Linked DNA regions of Mus musculus: region 1 is linked to region 2. A link is a loop called in an ENCODE intact Hi-C map of the cell type or tissue named here. Cell type or tissue: heart. All regions are shown on one strand. Each heading gives the region's core, and the rest is flanking DNA. Links, peaks and the distances in the headings are about the cores only. Region 1 overlaps Med29 (mediator complex subunit 29). Region 2 holds the start of Eid2b (EP300 interacting inhibitor of differentiation 2B).

Region 1 (2,865 bases), core at 1-2,500, 110 kb before region 2:
CAGCAGGCATCGTGGGGTGATTATTTTCCTTCTACTATGTGAGTCCTGGGGAATAGAACCCAGGTCTTCAAGCTTGATAGCAAGCATCTTTACCTACAGACAGACCACTGACCAGCTCAGATATGTGCACTGATGATCCCAGCTCTCAGGAGGATGAAGCAGTAGAGGAAAAAGTCTGAGGACGGGGCTGGCGAGATGGCTCAGGGGGTAAGAGCACTGACTGCTCTTCCAAAGGTCCTGAGTTCAAATCCCAGCAGTCACATGATGGCTCACAGCCACCCGTAATGAGATCTGATGCCCTCTTCTGGTGCATCTGAAGCCAGCTACAGTGTACTTACATATAATAATAAGTTAATAAAAAAGGTCTGAGGACAGCTTTGTCTACGTAGCAAATCTCTAACTGAATAGCAAAAACTGTTTGGTTTTTTTTTTTTTAACAGGGTTTTCTCTATGTAGCCCTGGCTGTTCTGGAACTCACTCTGTAGACTAGGCTGACCTCAAACTCAGAAATCCGCCTGCAGAAATCCCAAGTGCTGGGATTATAGGTGTGCACCATCACTGCCCGGCAGCAAAGACATTTAATAGCCTAATCCCAGAGAGAAGTAGGCACGTGTGCTGGGTGACCCAGTCTGACTTTGGCTGCCCATCAGTTTAGCTCCAGGTTGGGGGGAGAGGAGGCTGCATCCAGGAAAGTGATGCTGTTGTTCTCTTTTCCACAGCGCCTGGCCCACGAGTGCCTTTCACAGAGCTGTGACAGCGCCAAACACTCTCCAACACTGGTACCCACAGCCACAAAGCCAGATGCAGTGCAGCCAGACAGTCTGCCCTACCCACAGTACCTGGCTGTCATCAAAGCCCAGATCACCTGTGCCAAAGACATTCATACTGCCCTGCTGGACTGTGCCAACAAGGTCACTGGAAAGACTACTGCACCCTCTACTGGCCCTGGGGGCAGCCTCTGAGGTCTTTCGGGGAGGGGCAGAGAATGAAGTATGGCCTGAGGCAAAACAGGTGGTTCCTGTTGCTGATTTGTCCGTGCCACAGTAATGCAGCTGAAACCAGCAGGGGGCAGCAGAGTCTTGCAGACAGCACAGACCTCAAACCCCACCACCACCACACCACTGTTGCCTCCACCCACGCTGCTCCCCAACCTGGAGTGGACCTTCCCACTGGGCCGATGATTACCTCTGTTCTGGGGACTCTGACTCCCCACCTGGCCCTGGGTTAGCACTAACTGAGCCCTTTAGACCTTCCTCAGTCTGTCCCAGTGTATGGATTTCCTTTTAACCCACCTTTTTCCAGTCCTGCCATCCTATCTCAATCAGTCCCCTTTTGTTGCCCCCAACACCTAACTGGGATCGTATTATACAAGAGGAACCAAAATGCCTGGGTTACTAGGGCTACAGGAAGGGACTTTCTGGCTCACAAAAGCAGCGCGTGAACGTAAGCCCTGACCTCAGCACAGACAACCTAGGAGAAGTTTGGGTCCACATTGGACCCTGCGTCAGCAGAGCTCTCTAGCTGTTCTGGGGAGGGGCCGAGGGGGGATATTGTGCAATGTGTGGGGAGGCCTGCTCAACAAGACTCCTTGGTCTCTATATTTTTAGCTCCAAAGCAGAAGTGAAAAGGCCCCAGCTTGAGTGAATCATGGATTCTGGGGAAGACCCCAGCTCCTCCGGGAAACAGGCCCTGGGGAGGGGGCTTTGGGGAGGGAGGGGAGGCCCCAGCCTGTGGGCCTGGACAAGTGCTGGATGGAACTACAAACCAGGCCCGGCTGCCAGTGGAAAGGCTAGCGTGACAGACTGGTTAGGGAACTGCCCCACCCCATATCTTTTGGGCCCTGGTTCCCATGTCACCAGGTTCCTGTGTCTACAAAAGTCCCAGAGACTGTGGAGACCTCCATGATGTACAGGAACCCAGATCATCACACTAGGAAAAGTGGAAAATGATCAAAATGAGAATGTATACACTGTTCAGGCATTCCTCCCTGCCTAGCTTGACTATTGCATGGTCTTTCTGCAGGGAAGGCGAGTTCCACCAGTTTGATCATGGGCCTCATTTCTTTTCATTTGGAGTTGTAGAGACAGTCTCTCACTCCATAGCCGGGGCTAGCCTTACAGTATAGTCCAGGCTGCCATGGAACAGAACCTACCTGCTATTACTTGCCAAGTATTGTGATTATATCGTGTGAGTGTGTGGGGAGTGCTTGCTTACACGTACAGGGTGTATGGAAGGGGGTGCCTGTGTGGAGATAGAGAAAGCCTTTTAGGCCACAGTTTCTCCTGTTTTCAGGCACGGAGGTTCTCTTGCCATCCTGTTGCTTGGCCCTTTGCACACACCGGCCGGCTTAGGCGCTCCCACTTTGCTGTACACGTGTTGGTTGCAGGTGTGCACTTTAGCTGGTCTTCAGTGCACTGTGGTTCTTTCCCCTACCCTTTACCCTCCCCGACCCAGTTTTACCTCCTAATACTGGATAAACAAGGCAGAGAGGAATTAAGAAAACCTCTGAATCTGATTTCTTTCCTTTTGTTTCGTCTTTGACCATGGTTGTTTTGTCTTTGACCATGGCTACTAACAAACCGCAGCCAACCTCCCTAAACAATCAACAACTACCCACCAAGCCTGTCTGGGCTCTACCACTTCTATGCCATCTGAAAAGTTCCAGAATTCCAAACATCACACAGTCGCAGAAACTATCTGTAGATGGCTAAGCCATGCCTCTGCTAGAGCACGAGGCAAATCATAGTCCACTGCCTCAAACAGTCCAAAGCAGCCCCCATGTCCCACCCCTAGGATTAAAATGGAAACGTTCTTATATTTCTGTGTTTTAAAAGAAACCAAAATTGCCACTACAGTGCATCACCA
Region 2 (2,909 bases), core at 189-2,688:
TTATAAAATCTGTTTGAAAAACCCTACAGAAAACACAAATCTGTATGGATACCTATTTTCAATTTGGCAGATAAGTTTAACTTCCCATAGTATCTTTTGCAGAATTTGAGTCTTGTGTCTGTATTATTTAAATAATCACTCATCTATTTCCGCATGGTTACAACTACACAAGGTCTGGAAAAATATTCATCTCACAACACATACATGGTTTTCCCTATCTGAATATTTACAACTCGTCTACAGAACATCAAACACAAGAAGTAACGATACATGGATCTTGTCAGCTGACGATGGGACGACCCTCAATTCTGAAATGTCCAAGTGGTTTACAGCTTTCTTCTTACTCAGTAAAACCCGGGAGGAACAGAATCTAGCAAGCACATCCCCTGGTTTCTTCCCGCATCTCCGCTGATTTCTATGGTCTTTTTCATTGATATTTCTTAGACTTCATCTTTGCAAAACCATCGTCCTTCGCAGTGAAGCAACCATGATTTTCAACAAATGCAGGGGAGGGAAAGATTGCTGACAGTCACAAGGTGGAAGTCAGAAGAGTCCTCTTTGCTTGTCAGCCTCAAGCCTCAAGTGCCCTTCTCTCTCCCGGCCTGCTTCATTCCACCCTGCCCACGGCTGGATTCTGGCATGGATTCCCCACCTCATGACATTTGCCCAGACATCTGCCTTTGCCCTTGATTCTAGGAGTCACCTGACTTCCTGGCCACCAATCTTTTATTTTTATTTTTTATTTTTAAAAGACAGTCTCCTGTAGCCCAGGCTGGCCTCCAACTCGCTACATGGCGGAGGATGACCTTGAAGTCCGGTCCTCCGGCCTCCTTCCTCGGAGGTTATAGGTGAAGGCCACCCCTCAGTCGGCGTTGGGGCCGCGGGCGTCGGAGGCCGTGAGCGCCAGCATGAAGGCGCGGGCGTGCGAGTCCATCTGCGGGGGGTTGGCGTCGAAGGCCGCCTCCCTGGCCCTGCAGCCCTCCACGAACAGCCGGCGGCGCTCCTCGATTTCGTGGAGCAGCCTGGTGGGGATCAGGGGGTTGGTGTGCAGATAGTGTTGGAACATCCGCTGCTCGTACAGCTCTAGGAGGAGGAGCGGCGCGTGGACGTGCGGGATCGCCATCAGGCCCGCCACGCCGGGGAACTGCCCGGGAGCCAGGCCCGGGGCCGGCGCCATGGGCTGGGAGGCTGTGGCCAGCGGGTCTTCCTGGGCTTCGGGGACCGGACTGCCTCCGCCCAGTCCCACCTGCAGGACGTCGCCGACGCCGTTCATGGGGCTCAGGTCCGGGATCCTGCTCTCTCCGGGAAGCTCGGACATTGCCACCGTTGAATCCTCAGAAGCACCGGCTCCGGCGGCAGCGTGAAGATGTGCGCATGCGCGGGCCTCGGCGCCCTGGAAAACAAAAGTGCTTGCGCAAGGACGGGTGCCCGGACCTCTATCGCCCTCTAGGGGTGCCATGTGCCATTACCGCCACGGCCGCCTCAAGTTCTGAACCAGCAGGGGCGGCATCACATACTTTAATTTATTATTATTATTATTATTATTATTATTATTATTATTATTATTATTATTATTATTTTATTGCCTTGTTTGAGGCAGCGTCCATGTACATTTGGCTGGCCTGGAACTCATATATACACTCAGATCTGCCTGCTTCTGCCTCCAGAAAACTGGAATTAGCGGTGGTGGCGGCGCACGCCTTTAATACCAGCACTCCGGAGGCAGAAGCAGGTGGATCTCTGGAGCCAGATCCAGGACAGAGAAACCCCGTCTCAACAAACAAACAAACACATATATGGATGTTTTGTTACATATCTGTATATGTAAGCCATATGTGTGTCTGGATCCTAAGAAAATCTGAAGACGGTATCGGTAACTAGAGTTCCAGGGTGTTTGTGAACTGGGCTAGAGATAGCTCAGTGGCTGAGAACTTGCCTAGGGTGTAAGGTCTTGGGTTTGACCCCTATCTGAGAGACAGAGAAGAGAGAGAGGGGAGGGGGAAGGAAAGGTGGGGAGGGAGGAAGCAAGGTAGTTTTGAGCTACCACACAGGTTTTGGGAACTGAACCTGGGTTGTCTGAAAGAAAAAGTGCTTTTAATCTCCGGACTGTTTTTTAGTGTGTCTGTGTAAGTCGGAACCGTGCAGCTGTGGAGGTCAAGGTCAACGTCGTGGCCTTCTCTCCTTCCAACCTTATTGAACTCAAGGTGCTAGTCAGTTGTGCTCTACTCTGGCTTCTGTGTCACATTTAGCTTTGAGTGCGCACACGAGTTCGAGCCACGGCAGGTGTATGGAGATCAGAAGATAACTTTTAGGAGTCAGTTCCATCCTACCATGTGGACCCAAACTCAGGTTGTCAGGTTTGGCAAGTGAATGCCTCTACCTAGTGATCCATCTTGCTGGCATATTTTCTTCATTTTTGCTCGTTACGGTTGGTGTAGCCGTTTCTCTCGGCACTTCCATGCCTCTTTCCCCCACGCAGTGGCAGCACTTCCCTTACTTGAGTGTAATACACTGTTGAATCTCCTAGGGTGGCCACTGCCTGTCGATAATCTCAGAAAACAAGAGGGCTACCCGTGGTGGAGCACAGCTGCAATCCCAGTCTTTGGGAGGTAGAGGCAGGAAGATGAGATTATGTTCGTCCTGGGCTACTTGGCAAGTTCTAGGCCAGCCTGGGCTAATGTGAAAAGTGTGCTAAGAGTCTGAAATGCAGCTGTATCTCCGCCACGTAATCAACTCTGCACCTGCCTTCTCGTGCCTTTGAGGAACCCAGAGGCCACATGTCTCCAACCTGTCAATGCTGTCCCCAACACTCGCATCTGGAGCTCAAGCCTGTAACCCCAGCTACCTAGGTGTCCAATGCCGAAAAAGTTCAAGGGTAGCCTGGGCTACAGACTTCAAGGACAGTCTGG

Evidence for each region. Peaks named below come from ENCODE experiments on the same cell type or tissue, not always from the same donor. Only the 100,000 strongest peaks of a DNase experiment are listed, where the experiment ranks them.
Region 1: a loop joins it to region 2, with 2.9 times the contacts of the local background. A loop is called at or near these places in 1 of 42 quality-filtered maps.

The regions. Positions count from the first base shown.
Region 1 is chr7:28,384,879-28,387,743 of GRCm38, reverse strand. It overlaps Med29 (mediator complex subunit 29), which reads left to right. Exons shown (of 4, transcript NM_026042.3): 4 at 720-2,497. The coding sequence ends at 962. Among named protein-coding and RNA genes, the nearest start is that of Med29, 6.4 kb to the left of the region's middle. In heart, for the core only: a CTCF peak has its summit at 1,067 (motif pointing right); DNase peaks (open chromatin) are centred at 653, 1,073 and 1,533; H3K27ac peaks cover 805 bases.
Region 2 is chr7:28,276,190-28,279,098 of GRCm38, reverse strand. It overlaps Eid2b (EP300 interacting inhibitor of differentiation 2B), which reads right to left and starts at 1,393. Exons shown (of 1, transcript NM_001177427.1): 1 at 1-1,393. The coding sequence starts at 1,318. The coding sequence ends at 863. In heart, for the core only: a CTCF peak has its summit at 1,446; a DNase peak (open chromatin) is centred at 1,368; H3K4me3 peaks cover 1,018 bases; H3K27ac peaks cover 801 bases.